2 separate regions of the Homo sapiens genome follow, and region 2 is linked to region 1. Evidence: chromatin loops called from intact Hi-C (ENCODE). Cell type or tissue: sigmoid colon. All regions are shown on one strand.

Region 1 (8,000 bases):
CTGTACATTTGGGAGGAGGATCTTGAGAGGACACTAACACTTTGGACTGAAACTTTAAGGGTTGAAGTCTGGTAGTTAAGATGACAGTTTTGCATCATTCTACTCTACAGAAAACCTAAAGCATGAACCTGTATTAAATGGTCAAAAATAGTGTGCCCAGGATTCTGGCAAAAGCAATGAATATATTTGTTGGTGGAAGACAACTTTAATCAAGTCTTGAATTTATTACTGAAAGTTAGTTTTTAGAAACAATGTCCAGCACATACTCAGAAATAACTGAATACATGAAGAGTTGAAATACCATAAGAAAAAAAAAAACAGCAAAAATAATACAGTATAGGAGCAAACACAATGAAGTCCAAAAAATAGAATTACCAGGCAGACTATGTAACAACTGTGCTCACTATATACAATGAGATGAAAGTCAAGATTTAAAATGTTGGCAGGGAACCAGCAACCATAAAATGTGATATCATAGATTAAAAAATTAACAAAATATACATTCTAGAATTAAAGTAAAATAACTAAAAAGATCAAATTAACAGCAAATTAGGAAGAGTTGATAGAGAACTATTGAACAAAAAGATTGGTCAAAAATCTAAGAAAAATCAGAAATGAAGAATAAACGAAAGATTGAAAATATACCAGAACACCTAACAGATATAGATCAGTGCAATAGAAATTTCTGCAATAATAAAAACATTCTGTATCTGTGCTGTCCAATTCAGTAGCCACTATACACATGCAGCTGTTGGGTACTTGATATGTGGCTATTGAGATTGAAAAACTGACTGTTAAATTTTATTTAATTTTACTTAGTTAAGTTTAACTTTATATACCCCCATGTGGCTAGGGACTAATATATTGAACAGTACAAATATGGCGGAGACATATAGAGATTCTAACATATAAGAAATAAAAACACCGAAAGCAAAAGAAGAGAGAAAGTGAAGCAGACGTAATGTTTGAAGAGGTAAGGGTGTAAAAGATTTCATAGCTGATGAAAGACACTAATTCACACATTCAGAAAACCCAAAAATATCAAATGATATTAAAAAATCTTTCAGGCATATCATAGTGATTCTAAAGAGAACCCAGTACAAAGAGAAAAATTTTAAGAGGAGGCAGAGAAAAGAGGAGAGATTACTTTCAAACAAATAGCATTTACTGACAGTTGACTTCTCAATTACAATGGAAACAAAAAATAGATACAATGTGCTAAAAAAAAAAAAGGAAAACAACAACAAAAAACTCCCGTCCTGTAGTTTAATGCCCAGATAAATAACTTTCAAGAATAAAAGTAAAATAAAGTCATTTTATCATCAAAATCAACAAAGACAGTTTAACACTAGCAGATGCTACCAATGGGAATTATAAAATATTCCCGGATGAAAGGTAAGACATGTAAGAAGCAAAAAGAACTATGAAAATGATAAATATGTGGGTAAACTATAAGAGAAAAAATACTATAAAACACAAATGATAATTTCTTGCAGACTCTCATGTTTTTTCTCTCTCTCCCTCTGTACTCCATATGTTATGTTGAAGTTGTTTACCTACACTACTGAAATTTGTGCTTTTTTTGGACAGGGATCTATGTTAAAGTGTCCAATAAGGCAGCACAACATTAATGCTGCTTGTAAGGAGAAATGGATGAATGAAATAAAGCAAAGGAAGTTATTTAGTTGTTCCCTGGCAATGGGGCAAGAATATTAAAGCACAATGAGTTTCAGAGAGAGGTGACAACTTTGAGGAGTTCAGTCTCAAAATGGTCACTTGTGGCACTTCAGCATTTTCAAATAATATTACAGACTTGATATTTCTGATTTATGATTCTGATAATAAAATTCCTGAGATCCCATTCTAGATCTAGGCTTTGGTCAAGCTAACAAAACTTTCCAATCCTCATTTTCTTAACCTTTGAACTCATTTTGCATGGCTGCTGTGCAGGGAACCACACTTGGCTCCTCTTCACTAACTTCCCTGAAATGCTATTGACTCCTTGGCAATGTGCTCTCAGACCTTTTCTCTGACTTTATTTATTTATTTATTTTTGTTGTTTCCTTTCAGTTTGGGTACTTCCTGCGGAATACATTCAAGTCTATGGTTTGTATCCTGTTTCTCTCCCTCCCTTTGTCTTTCTCATCAATGTTTTTTGAGAACTTTTCAAATTGTACTTTATGTTCACATCTTAAGTTCAAGTAGTGTTAATTCTTTATTTACCACCTCAAATGCAGACTGTTTTTGCATGATTTGGAGTTTTGTCTGATCCTTTTACTTTTTCTTATGTCATTTTTAAGACTTGTCTTTGAAGATTACTTTGTAGGTGTATTTTATAGCCAATTAAATATATTTTAAAATATTTTTCAGTTTACTCATCCATGAATGAGTAAACTGGACATTTATCAAGAGCTGGTGTTTGTCAATAAGGGTACATGGTCTTCATTTGTGAAAAGAAACTCATTTAGATATTAAGGTTTATTAGCTTATTGTTCATTTCCTTACTCTCTTCCACGGGAGGAGTATATTTCCCTTCCCCAGAAGACAGGTTAATTGTACAATAACTAGAACAACTTCCAATATCATATTGGAAAATAATCAACTTTCATATTATTGAGCTCTGCTGCAGAGGTGGCTTTTTCAACTCCAACTGCCATTCTGAAGAAAAGAAATGCACAACAAACTACTACCTCTGCAATATACTGTTACCATGAGTTTTCCTGTCCACATTCTTGCCAAAGCAGTGTAATTTTTCAGTGTACCATGGCAATATGTGCTAAGAGCTCTTCTTTTCTAATTATCTGGTTGTTTTCTGGAAGTCAAAGTCTCCAAAAGTTGTAATAAGAAAATAAAAATACTTTGTCTCACCAGCTGGGTGCTATGGCTCACACCTGTAATCCCAGCACTTTGCGAGGCTGAGGCGGGTGGATCACAAGGTCAGGAGTTCGAGACCAGCCTGGCCAATATGGTGAAACCCTGTCTTTACTAAAAATACAAAAATTAGCCAGGCATGGTGACGGACGCCTGTAGTCTCAGCTACTCGGGAGGCTGAGGCAGGAGAATCACTTGAACCCGGGAGGCGGAGGTTGTAGTGAGCCGAGATCGAGCCACTGCACTCCAGCTTGGGAGACTGAGTGACACTCTGTCTCAGAAAAAAAAAAAAAAAGAAAGAAAGAAAGAAAGAAAAGACCTTGCCTCAAAAAGGTAGCATTCATAGAAGAATTCTCCAGTTTTTTTCCTTGTTTCAGACTTTTCTGGGTATTCGTTTGTTTGTTTGTTTGTTTCAACAGTAACTGTGGGTTCACTAAGGTTGGACTTTCTCACCCCAGGCCCATTTGAATTCATCCTATGTGGGTTTTGGTCATTGTATGCCCTTTACTGTTCTTCATTTGTGTTTTATATATTGGATTAGAGAGCTGCATTAAGAACTTCTAGTTACATGCCATTTAAATTGAAGAAGGTTCTTATGTGTCTAACTAATAAAATTTCCCTCTCTCTTAGAATATTCTGTATTTTGTACTTTTTACTGGGTCAAGGATACTGTTTTCCTTGTTGTCATAAATTATTGCAATTTAACTCTATATAAATATAGATTTTTAAAAATAAAATTTGGGTGGAATACAGGATTTTAGAAGCTGTGGCTCTCTGATGTTTCCAAGGATTCAGTGTGGGTCACCAAGAGAGCATTTATTCTAATAATTTATTGTAAAAATATTCAAACTTGCAGCAAAGTTGAAGTAATTTTGCAGGGAACAGACTTGTACCTACCATCTATATTTTGCCTTTAACATTTTTTTTCTACTTGTTTTATCACGTCTGTCCATCTATCCATCAATTAATTTATCACAGTTTTGGATGCATTTCAAAGTAAATTGAGAAAACTAGTATACTTCTTCTTAAATAGTTCTGTATAAATATTATTAGAGTTCATTATTAGTTTACTTTTTTCTTTATGTAAAAACTTACATGTAAGGTACATATACATTTATTGAGTTTTGCAAACACATACACGTGTGTAACACAGACCCCTATCAAGTTACAGAATATTGCCATCACCCTCTTACTCTTTCAAAAAGTACAATTTCAGGATATTATAATCTGACAAAGTTAGAAAGGAGGCAATTTCCTCCAGAAATACCCCCAAGGCTAACTCAGTTTCCCCACTACATTTATGTGCTGGTAGAAAAGGAACTCTTTCTTCCCTGCAGTTTCTTAGATTTTGTACTTTTGCCACAGAAGTTAGTGCTTGGGAGTGTGGAGAGTAAAGAGCCAAATGGAAACAGAAAAAGCCATGTCATCATTAAAAATAAACAGAGACACAAATATGTCAGAGGGCAGAGGCAGACACTTCATTGTGCAAGTGATTTATGAGGAAGCTAATTTTAAACAAGCCTGGGCTGCGTGGTGCCTTTCAGCCAAACAAACAGGCAAAGCGCCCTTTCGACAGCAGCCGAGAGCTGCTGATCTCCTCAAGGAATAATCTCATTTTCTTGGTGGTGTAAAAGGCACTAAGTGGCTGTTTTCTGTCTAAGGAAACCCGGCTGAGTCACTGAAGGCAGGCCCTGTTAAATGCCAGAGAGTAACAAGACAAAGACCTGCCTTCTACAAGTTAAACCCACAAAACAAAACACTGACACATTAACAACAAATCAAGCAGGTTTCCCTCTGTTTATTCCATGTCCTACATTTCTTTTCCCTTAAAATGGCACTAGGATATGAGAGAGAGGGATTGGCCACCCAGGAAATTAGTACATGGCTCTCTGGCCTGGCTATTCATGTCTGCTTTGTAACACAGATCAGGCAGGCACTGAGAGTTATCCCTGGGGGAGCCAGCCAAGGAACTGAGAATGTAGAAACAGGAGAGGCAAGCGGGCCAGGCTCACATGTGGAGGAGACATTGCAAAGCTGTACAAGGCAGCCAGCCTAGGATTAGTAGAATCTATCTTTAGATTGGAGGCCTTAGGCTATTAGTTTTCTCTGCCTTCAGGTTTGAGCCTTTTCCAAATGCCAATGCTGAAAAATCTGTAGTTCAATAGTCTGCTGCATGGGAAATTCTTATAGCCAAGCACATTTAGGTGTGTGTGTGTGTGTGGTGTGTGTGTGTGTGTGTGGTGTGTAGGGATTGATTGTCAGCAGTAATTTCAGTGAATGAACATTTAATACGGACCCTCAATATATAAGGTTCAAAAGCCACATGAAAGGTATAAAAAGATTGAGGTGCTAGATTAAAGAGAGAATTTCTTTGGGAAAATGTGTTGGAGTATTTTTCCTACTGCCATTCCAAGAAGGGGTGGGTAGGGGATGTGGTCCCCTTGCCTCAAGTCTAGTGAGAGAGGCTGGAAAAACCCAATTAGGGAGTTAGATTGCTTCCTTTGGATGTAATGAATAGTGCGGATGTTTCACAGGGTTCCAACAACTAGTGAGGCCCGAGCACTGACAAATGAGAACTGAAATCATTTGTGCATTTGGAGTCAGCTCTTGCAGGGTCTGGCTTTGCCAAGTATTTTCTTTTAGGTTCCTGAATAGTGGGAGGTCTGGAGGTCCTGGGAAGAGGCTGAGGAGGCAAGGGTATTGGCAGAGGATTTGACGGGAGCTCAGAGCAGAAGTTATTTACCAATTGTTACAAGAGGACTTCAAACATGCAAAGCCAGTTCGCCCTACTAGGGCATACCAGTTAACTAGCAGACCTGAACAGCGGATGGAGTAGGGGCTGCTGGGGTTACAGAGTACCTGCACTTCTGCCAAGCACTGGTAAAGGTGCATGTTTCCCATGGAGATGTCAGCCATATGAGCAGGAGGAAGAGAACTGGCCCTTATCACCTTAAAGGGACTTTACCCAAGAAGGTTGTCTGGAAGGGAGATAGGACAACAGTTGAGACATTATATGGTGGAGAAGAAACCCCCAAAACCAAGGTGCTTTTATGCTATAAACTCTCTCAGCAGTCTTTGGCAATAGATGACCCCTTCTTAGGTTACTGTTTTTAAGTACATAAATTAAATCCATAGAATTGCCAAAGGAATCCTCTTTAAGTAGAGTTATCAAAATATTTCAAAATTTTTATAACATTAAATAACCAGATTTAGCATCAGTCCTAATAACTATCATTATTTTCATAATTTTAAAACATTGATAAGTGTAAACAACATTTTGAAATACCTTCACAATTGCAATGTAATATGAAACGATCTGTATATGGGTGCTCATCAATTAAGGTATTTTTAAGCCTCCACCTCTTTTCTCTCCTGGCTTCAACCAGGAGGTTCGAAGTCAACACCAGGCTGTGGTAGGGGATGGAAGGAGACAACAGAGTAGAAAAGACAAAGTCCCTCTTTCCCCATCAGTGGATTTCCAACCTATTGCAGGTTCAAGTGAAGGGACAGGCTTTAACTTTGAGTGAAACTCAGAATTTCAAATATTACACTGGACTCGGGATATTCATCAGTGAACAGACACTATTTTAGGCAACTAAAATGCCTGGAGTTTCTTTGGTTATTTCAGAGGGAATCTGGAAGCTGTGTGGTCTTTTCTGCCCAGGAGTTCATCCAGGGTTAGGGAAAGGTCTGATCCATGGCACAGGTTTGAGTGAGCAATTACGGGGGAAATGAAGTTGCTTTGGTATTGCATCCTGTGAGTCCTGCTGGTCCAATGTACTAATCCCATGAAGATGTAAGGTGTGTGTGTGCGTGTGTGTGTGTGAGTGTGTGTCTGTGTGTATGTGTGTGTGTGTGCAATTAAAAAAATAAACACTTTCTCTGCCTGAAAAATAGTACGTTATGGTGAGTAGGAGCATGGTCAATGAAACAAAACTGCCTGTGAAAAAATTCTAGTTGGACCACTTACTGCAAAACCTTGAGTAATTTCCTTAACCCCTCTTTGTCTTAGTTTACTCATCTGTAAAATGAGGCTATTGATAATGTTATATGTAGCCCATAAGGATAAAAACATGATTAAATGTGTTAATTTACACAAAATTCTTAGAACACTGCCTGGTGATATTCAATTATAAGCTATGTTGTTATCGTTGTTGTTGTTAATTGAATTACTTTTCCCCCTGACATTTGCAATGGCCTCTCAGGAACCTCTGTTGAATCCTAGAAATCTGAAAAGTAAGAGTTGGATACCACAATTTTAGAACATCTGTATTTCCTTCCTAGAGGTTGGGTATTTTGGCTAATTCTACACTCCATGCTCTAGTGAAAGAAATGTCTCAACCATCTGGAACATCTGTGTCCCCAGCACTTCCCAAGAGACTACACCTGACCAACCACCTCCCGGGCAGGCTCTAGGTCATAGTCCAGGCATTTTTGTTGTTTCATCATCTCAGATAAAAGCTGTCATGAACCCACTATGCTGTAAGATAAAACCTTCAGAAGCTATTTATGTAGAAAGTAGTTGTTAAATATTGCAGGTAGCTAAGGGCCTTTTCAGTTGCTAAGGGAGGTGTTATACTTAAATTTCAGCAACAACAAACCAAACAGCTGTGGATACACCTGATGTGTGGATAGATGTTTCTGGCAGTTGTGGTGGAATCGAAAGATTATTGGGCCAGGGTCAGGCAATCTTGGATTTAAAATACTGTTTATCACTCACCAACTGAGTGAAATTTAGTATGCTCCTTAATGTCTCTGAAACTTAGTTTCCTTTTAAGCATAATCCGGATAACAAATAATTTCTTTGTGCAGTTGTCAGAATTACATGAGATAAGGCTTAGGTGTTCAGTTGGTGTTGACACATTCCCTCCACCCTTTACATGAGAGGAATGCTATTCAGATGCCAGCTGCAGATCTCTGTTCCACTGGAGAGGAAGCTAAACATGACTCAACCTCCCTTCTTCCCACCTAATGGGTTCAATGGTCTGTGGAAGTCTTAACACTCTTCAGTATTCCTTGTGAATTCCGTGTGAGGGGATGGAAATGGAGAGTCATATTCCTCCAGGTGGCTCAGCATTGTAGGGTCTTATGTCCAAGCATGCTATCTTTGTATCACATCACTTTACCCA
Region 2 (8,000 bases), 100 kb after region 1:
TCCTTGGACCCCAATTCTGCCTCTTGGTTTGTATTCTCTCTTACCACCTGAAGCTTGGTCTTCCTCAGGGCCTGTTTTTACCTCATTAGATTGTGCCCTCTCCAATCTCTCTCACTGTGGGTTAACCAGGATGATCATAGTGATTATGCAATGATTGTTCAAACCAAGATACTTGGGGAGGGAATGGATGCCCTGTTAAACATTATCCTGGGACCAAAGGTATAAACTGGACAGTCACTGGCAACTTAAGCTGTGTGGTCATCCAAGTTAGAACCAGCAATCTTGCTGACTGGGGTCGCACAGCTTTCAGTATCTTTCAAATCCCTTCATCTCCCAACTAAAGAAGAGTAAAGGCTCTTTCTGATCCAATTTATTTTTAATTGTATCGGAACATTTTAAGCTCAATATTGCACATAGGTTTCCTGGAAGGCCATGTCAATATATTGTGAAACAACTGGATCTTTGGGTATCAGGATGTTAGACTATAATGAGCAATTTTCATCCCAAATCTTTAGAGTCATGTAGATAAACCGATTGGTTTCGATTCAGGGAACTTAACTGCCAGCTTCAATTAGCTCGGCTTCTTTAATATATTCTTTTTCTTATATAGTAGGCAACTTCAATAAATTATTATTTATAGAGTACTTATTAAAATGCTACAGGGAAATCATTCCTGGAAACATCTCACTGTGTAACTGTAAATGATCAAGCCCTCGCTTACTGATTGAGTGTTGGAGGACTTAAGTCAGATCACAGGATCACAGCAACTCATGCCTAAGGGAGACCTCAGACAGCATGCAGGCCACCCACCCCATTCCATCTCCAACCCCCTGCAACAACATCCCTGCCATGTAGGTATCCAGGAAATATCTGACGTATCAGCGATGAAGGGACTCATTCCTGCCCAGAGTAACTTTTTCTTTGCTGAAGGGCTTTGCCAGATAAAAACTGGCTCCTGATTTTAAATGGAAATTAGTGTTTCCTAAACATTTACGCACTGAGCCTCATTCTCTAATATCGACTGCATTTTTCAGTAAAATTAATCTCTTTCAGCCCTTTTTTGTTCTCACTTCACATATGGTGGTGAAGATCTACATCATCGGAGCTGGTGAGAAACAAGCGTGGCCCATAAAGTGACAGACAGTGGGCAAAGTTGTTTATCCCATGGACTAGAGCCAAAGTACTTGAGTTTGAATCCTAACACCACCTGTAATAAGGCAAGGCATTTAACCTTTCAGAATCTCAGTCTTCTCATCTGTACAATGGGGAATGTTAGTGATATCTATTTCGGTGTATTTTTGAAAGATTATAGGAGGCAGTGTATGTAAAGTGTTTAGAACCGTGTCACCTGACATATGGTATACATAGCTATTATCACGTAGAATCCCAGCAAATAGAATCTGGACATTGTCCTGCTATTGTAAGATTAGTGGTCAGTGGGCGATGGCTTAGTCTTATTGCATTGGGTAGCTCTAAAATTCAGCCTCCGCAAAATACCCCACCAAGCATTCCTATTTTTTTTCTTTGTTTTAATGTCTAACTTAGTCTCTGGAGGGTATAAATTCTGGTAATTAAGAGTCAGAGCCTAGGAAATTGTACTCAACTCAGATATATGTTAAATTCATTGGACTGGTTTTTTTAAAATAGCAGTGAAATAGGAATTCTTGAGGGTTCAGAAATGGATATTTTCCGAAAGCTCCTCAGGGAATTCTAATGTGCAGCCAGGTAAGAACAACAGACTTCAAATGAGCCTTTATGGATCAGAATCTGGGCTCCCTCAACTGCCAGCGGCACAAATTAGGGCAGGGTTCTTAATCTCTTCAGGCCTTGGTTTCCATAACCATAAAATGGGAGTGAAATGGAAAGTTCCTTTCTCATTAAACTGCTATGATACTTAAATGAAATAGCACACGTGGATAACAGAGTACTCATTAGGTATTAATACTGAGTACCTGACTTTACTATGCAGCTTCCATCCTCACCCCATCTCTTTCAATCACTTTTGCCTCAGCCTGTCAGTAGGTATCAAAGGGTGCTAAGCACTGCCTCAATTATAGGTGTAACCCACAGTCCTGGACACAAGAATCTATCAAGAGATCTTTACCTAACCTGAGTATATTTCAGGCTGATGGTGATCCACTTTGCTTTTCTGATAATTGAAAATGATTTGCATTTACAGACCATGGGAGCAGACATGGGACCCCAGTGGCAGAGCACTTAGGAGGGATGAAAGCAAACTTGCCAACCTGGGCCATGGTTTATATCAGCCCTGGAATCATTGTCCTGGATGAGTACTTGGGTACTACAAGTGATGAGCAGAAGGGTACTACATACCTGCCACTCAAACCAGCAGCATTGACATCACCTGTTAACTTATTAGAATGACAGCATCACTAGACTTACCTCAGGCCCACCAAATCAGAAAGTGAATATTAGCAATATCCCAGGTGATCTTTTTGCACATTCACTTTAGGGAGTGTTGTTCCTTATCAGTATCAAGAGGAATTCATTCCCAAAGTTTGTAAAACTTTCCAGAAACGACCTTCAGCCTGCCACCTAGGCAGCTGGGTTGACGCTTACATAATACTCTTAAGCAACCCTTTGAATCAAAGCCCTCTAAATTATCAGCTTTTCTCCCTCTCTTGTGCACCCTATACCACTGTCTCAGAAAGTATATAAATGCCTTCTTTGAGTTATTTTCTGACTTGGGGTTTCTACCTGGTTTCTGGTCCTTGCTGGAACTCAGCACCTGATACTTGGTTTAAAGGAAGCCTCAGGTCTGTTTCCTACTTCAGTCACAGAGAGAGAGAAAGTTATTGACTAATACAGTTTCTCTCACTAATTATTTCCTACCTCTGATTTTCCACTCCAGGAGTCTATGATTTTTAGGTGGTATGGAGTCTGAATTCAGTTTGAAATAGAGAGAAGTTGGGCCCTAGACAGCATGTGCTAAAGGCCTTTGCTGAACAAAAGGACCCCAAAACAAAGTCAGAGAATAGTTTCTTCCAATTATCATTTGGCTTTACATTGTCATTACATACATATTGAAATCCTTGATTTCACAGGGTTTTACATAGCTAAACTACAGATGGAGGGAGTCAGTGAATTAAAGCCTTTGATGAAGGCCAGGTGCTGTGGCTCATGCTTGTAATCCCAGCACTTGGGGAGGCCAAGGCAGGCAGATCACTGGAACTCAGGAGTTTGAGACCAGCCTTGGCAACATGGCAAAACCCATCTTTCCCCAAAATACAAACGTATCAGCCAGGAGAGGTGGCGCACACCTATAGTCGCAGCTACTAAGGAGGTTGAGGTGAAGGATAGCTTGAGCCTGGGAGGTAGAGGTTGCAGTGAGCCGAGATCACACCACTGCACTCCAGGCAGGGTGACAGAGTGATATCCCATCTCGAAAAAACAGAACAAAACAAACAAAAAGTAAGAAAACCTTGGGTGAGTCCTGGGGTACAAAAGAGAGCTGTTATCCTTACACATACACACACACACACACACACACACACAAATACACACACATTGAGCATCTATTATTACACTGGAAAATGTTGATCCAAAGGTGAACAACTATGAGTTCTGTCCCCACCTCTCACCTCTGGCCCTATGAAGCTTATACCTTGATGGGGAAACATATATGAATCAAATAACTACCAAAATATATGTTACATATTAACAGTGATAAACACTTCTAAAAGAGAGGTACACTCATGCATGCTGGGCTTAATAACTAGGTGGTAGGTTGATAGGTGCAGCAAATCACCATGTCACACACTTACTTATGTAACAAACCTGCACACCCTTCACATGTACCCCACAACTTAAAATAAAATTTAATAAGGAAAAGAAAAAGAAAAAAAAGAGAGAGAGAGGTACAAGTACTGTGAGGACATATTAAAAGGGAGATGGTTCTACTCAGAAAGGTTTTTCTGAAGAAGCAACAAAACTGAGGGGTACATAGGGTTAGCCAGATTCAAGGGTGTGACAGGGAATGGAAGCCCAGCTGGCACTGAGGTCCTGTGACCAGGGGAATCCATGCTCTTTTGAGGAACTGAAACAAATCTGGTGTGAGTGGAGTCCAGAGAAGAAAGGAGGGGGAGGAGGGGCTTGACTCCAGCTGAAGCTGGAGTGATTGTGGAAGTATGTTGGTCTTCATTTTAAGAATCCGGGGAAGTGATGCAGGTTTTGAAGCAGAGGCAGCAGGGCCAGATTTCTGTTCCTGCACGAGTGGTCTTTCTGCCATGTGGAAACAGATTGGAGGAGGGCAAGAGAGGATGTGAGGAACAGGCCAGTTAGGACTGCACTGCAGTCTTCAATGGTAGAGACGGGCTGCTTACACTGTGGAGGTGATGGGGCAATGGGAAGAAATGGGGAGTTCCAAGAGGGAGTTAAGTGATTAAATCAAAAGAACTCACATTAGCATGGCAGGAGTAGGGGAGAGGGAGGTGTTAAGGATGACAAACCGTTTATAAAACAACTGGATGTTGTTCTCTGAAACAGGGATCTCTGAACAAACACCAGGCAGGGAGGTCAGGGTGGCCATGAGTTAGTTTTTAGATATTTTGAGTTGGAGGCGTTCCCTGACCTCCCAGACAAAGATACACAGTTATGAAATTTGAATGAGCATTCTAACTTGGAGGGAGATATTTTGTAACGGGAATTTAAAAAGTAGAAATGACAAAAGTTACTATTTGTTGAATATTTACTCTGTCCCATGGTTAGGAATCTATTATCTAATTTAAACGGTACAGGACTCTGTATGAAAAGACTGATTCTCCCATGTTACAGATGAGGAAGAGGAGGCCCAGAGGGAGCAGCATCTTCAAGTTCTTAATGACTGTGTCACACTGCCCCCTGCTGAGCAGCTATTACGTGCCAGGCTCTCAGGGCGTTTGCATTCCAGTAAGATGGGCTCACGGGTTTTTGTGTCTTCCATAGCAAACTGAAAGAGAACTCATGTGGTAGGAATTTCTGCCATGTGCCTATTAAACTGACATTTGTCTGCAACAAACAACCCACTGGTATTCACATGCACAAGTACATAGGCACACCTGTGCACACAACTTTCTCACTAGTTTCCTCTCTTCACTTTTCTCCGCCAGGATTATTATTTATTTTCTTCTGATACCTGGTTTTAGGTTGCCCAGTGGCAGGTAGGCTAAACATGATGAACTTCGCCGTGCATCCAACAAGAAACACACTCTATCAGCCTTTAATTTCAGAGTCTTAGACAAACAGGGAAGGGATGGGAGACCAGCAGTACTCTTCTTCTGTAAGGTCAACTAAAACTCTTGCTTGCTGTAGGCAGCTTCCTCCACTTACCTATCTGAGTATTGTTCTGAGGATGGTAAGAATGCCACTTCTAAAACTAGCTGAGAAGCAGAGATAGGCTTACTGCAGCATCTAAAGAAAGAAGAACATTTATACAGCATGATCCCTTCAAGCATGTTCTGCTTTTGCCCAAACATTTAACATGACCATGGAAGAATTTCACTATACCCATTACTCAGAAAAGTTTGAGATTTGAAACTGCAAAATTTTTCATAGTTTTCATGGAACAAAACATACAGATCAGTACTGAAAATATAAATCACTCTTAAACATTTGGTTCTTACTATTTTTGTAAAAAGTAGCACAATTGGAAGATAAATTATGCCCCTGTGTTGACATGTATGTATGTGTGTGTGTACAGAAAAAATAAACAAATTTTCAATGATCCATTTTGGATTTAATTAAAATTCAGTTTTGTCTGTAGTCAAGCGTATTTTTGCTGTTTGAAATAATATAAATCTCCTAATCTAAAGACCCTGGCTGGGCACTGTGGTTTATGCATGTATTCCCAGCAATTTGGGAGGCTGAGGTGAGAGGATTGCTTGAACCCAGGATTTCAAGACCAGCCTGAACAACATAGCGAGACCCTGTCTCTACAAAAAAAATTATCCAGGCATAGTGGCATGTGTCTATAGTTCTAGCTACTTGGGAGGCTGAGGCAAGAGGACTGCTGGAGCCCAGGAGTTCGAGGTTGCAGTGAGCTATGCTTATGCCACTGCACTCAAGCCTGGGTAATAGAGCAAGACCCTGTCTCTAAAAATGAAAATAAAATTATTGTCTATAAGATCAGTGACAGTGATGACAGGAGCAATTTTTATCACAAAGTGAGAAGTCTCAAACAATTGAGACTATTGCTGGAATTTTCTCCTATAAATACTATACAACTTGTCTTCCTATATTCAATCATAGTTTTCATGTATTTTAATTCTCCTAAAACTTATATCCAAAAACATAAAATAAATAATATTTAGATTACCCATTGTTAGACAATTCAAAACAATGCCATCTTTAAGCAGAAAATCAGTGCTAACTTCAAGGATTATCTGAGGTCATTGGCCTTTCTCAAACAAATGAGAGAATACACAAACCTATGTTCAAAGGGGAACATATCATTTGAAGAAATTTTTTTGGCAATGTTATTATGACTTATTTTTACTTAAAAAGTAATATATGCTTATTATAAATCATTCAACTATTAAAAGGGATAGAAAATGGCCCCATTTGAAGGAGGGTGGAGAGAGAATATTAGCTGCTTTTCCCACAGTTTCCCTTATTATAAATCATTCAACTATTAAAAGGGAATAGAAAATGGCCCCATTTGAAGGAGGGTGGAGAGAGAATATTAGCTGCTTTTCCCACAGTTTCCCTAACGGCATCTGAAAGCAAAGTTCAGTATAACTCATTTAAAAAATCATAAAATTGTTCACATTGGTGGAAATACAATGCAGGTAATGCTACCAAACCCAGATCAAAAGCAACTCTAAGAGGTTCCATATTTCTGTCTGAGGCCAGTTCCTCCACCCACCTGTGCTCTAGATGCCATTCAACTTTGTTTCATCCCTAACTTTGCACTCTTTCTACAGTGGATCCTCCCAGAATATCATCTGCTCAAATCTCTCTTTTCTTAAAAAAAAAAATCTTTGATTTTACTTTCCTCTATTTTTCTGTGTTTTTTTAACAGCAGCATTCTCAAAAAGGTGTCTGCATCACTACATCCATTTCCAAGAACTTTACTCCAATTTGGTTTTCATTACCATCACTCCAGGAAATAGTGTCTGGTTAATTCCATCAGAAGTTATCGGGTCATTAAATAAAATGAACACTTTTAAATCTTTTTAATCATTCATTCAACAACTAATTTTTGAATAATTTCTATGTACCCTAGTTCTTTATTAAACATCAAAGTTGATTTATCAAACAAACATTTAAAAACCAATTTTGTCTTAGTTTTAACGTTGCTGCAGAGGGCGTTTTCCATTGTACCTATTAGTGCCCCCATTAGAAGGTTTTATGTAATATATTTCTTTTCAACTGTATCTGTGGCAAGATACATAAAATGAAAAATAATATATTATTTCTCCCTAAAAATCATTCTATTTCCTCTTTTTGTTAGACTTTTCTTTTAACTCTGGCCACCAGGAAGCTCAAAAGCATTACCCAAATGTAATAACTCCATTAGTCTTAAATTTAGCATAATTAATTCTCCAAAGGTTCTGATTGTTTGTATATTTCTAACGCTCTTTCTTAATGTTATATGTTTTAGCTACCTCAAGTCCATTTTAGAATGTATTGTGCATAAGCGAGCAAGGCTTTTCTAATGCTTAACAATAGTTTAGAACCAAGTGTCTGCAAATGTGTCAAATCTAGACCAGAAGCTGTTTCTTAAGGACCTCAACTTAATCTCTGCAACCTGTTATATGGTCTTTCATCCTCAGCTTTAGAAAAGTCATCAGTTTGCTAACTGCTTTAGGGATCATAAAACAAAGTTTGTTCCTAAACAGAGGAAAAGTGTCTAAGAAGGAGAAACTTATGCACAGAGCACAGGGTGAGAAAAGGCCCCTCAGAAGCTTTGCTGGCATAAATCCCAAGCTCATGTTACCAGAAATATTTACATTAAAAATATATCTCCAACTTGACCAACTGCTCTAAGGTCAAGCTCAAAA

The links. Peaks named below come from ENCODE experiments on the same cell type or tissue, not always from the same donor. Only the 100,000 strongest peaks of a DNase experiment are listed, where the experiment ranks them.
Region 2: a loop joins it to region 1, with 3 times the contacts of the local background. A loop is called at or near these places in 4 of 110 quality-filtered maps.

What each region holds. Positions count from the first base shown.
Region 1 is chr20:39,983,150-39,991,149 of GRCh38, reverse strand. No RefSeq gene overlaps it. Among named protein-coding and RNA genes, the nearest start is that of LINC01370, 17 kb to the left of the region's middle. RefSeq lists an enhancer at 4,657-5,360. In sigmoid colon, no CTCF peak of the experiment used is centred here; DNase peaks (open chromatin) are centred at 4,429 and 4,849; H3K27ac peaks cover 247 bases.
Region 2 is chr20:39,883,078-39,891,077 of GRCh38, reverse strand. No RefSeq gene overlaps it. Among named protein-coding and RNA genes, the nearest start is that of LINC01370, 120 kb to the left of the region's middle. In sigmoid colon, a CTCF peak has its summit at 4,858 (motif pointing left); DNase peaks (open chromatin) are centred at 4,097 and 4,857.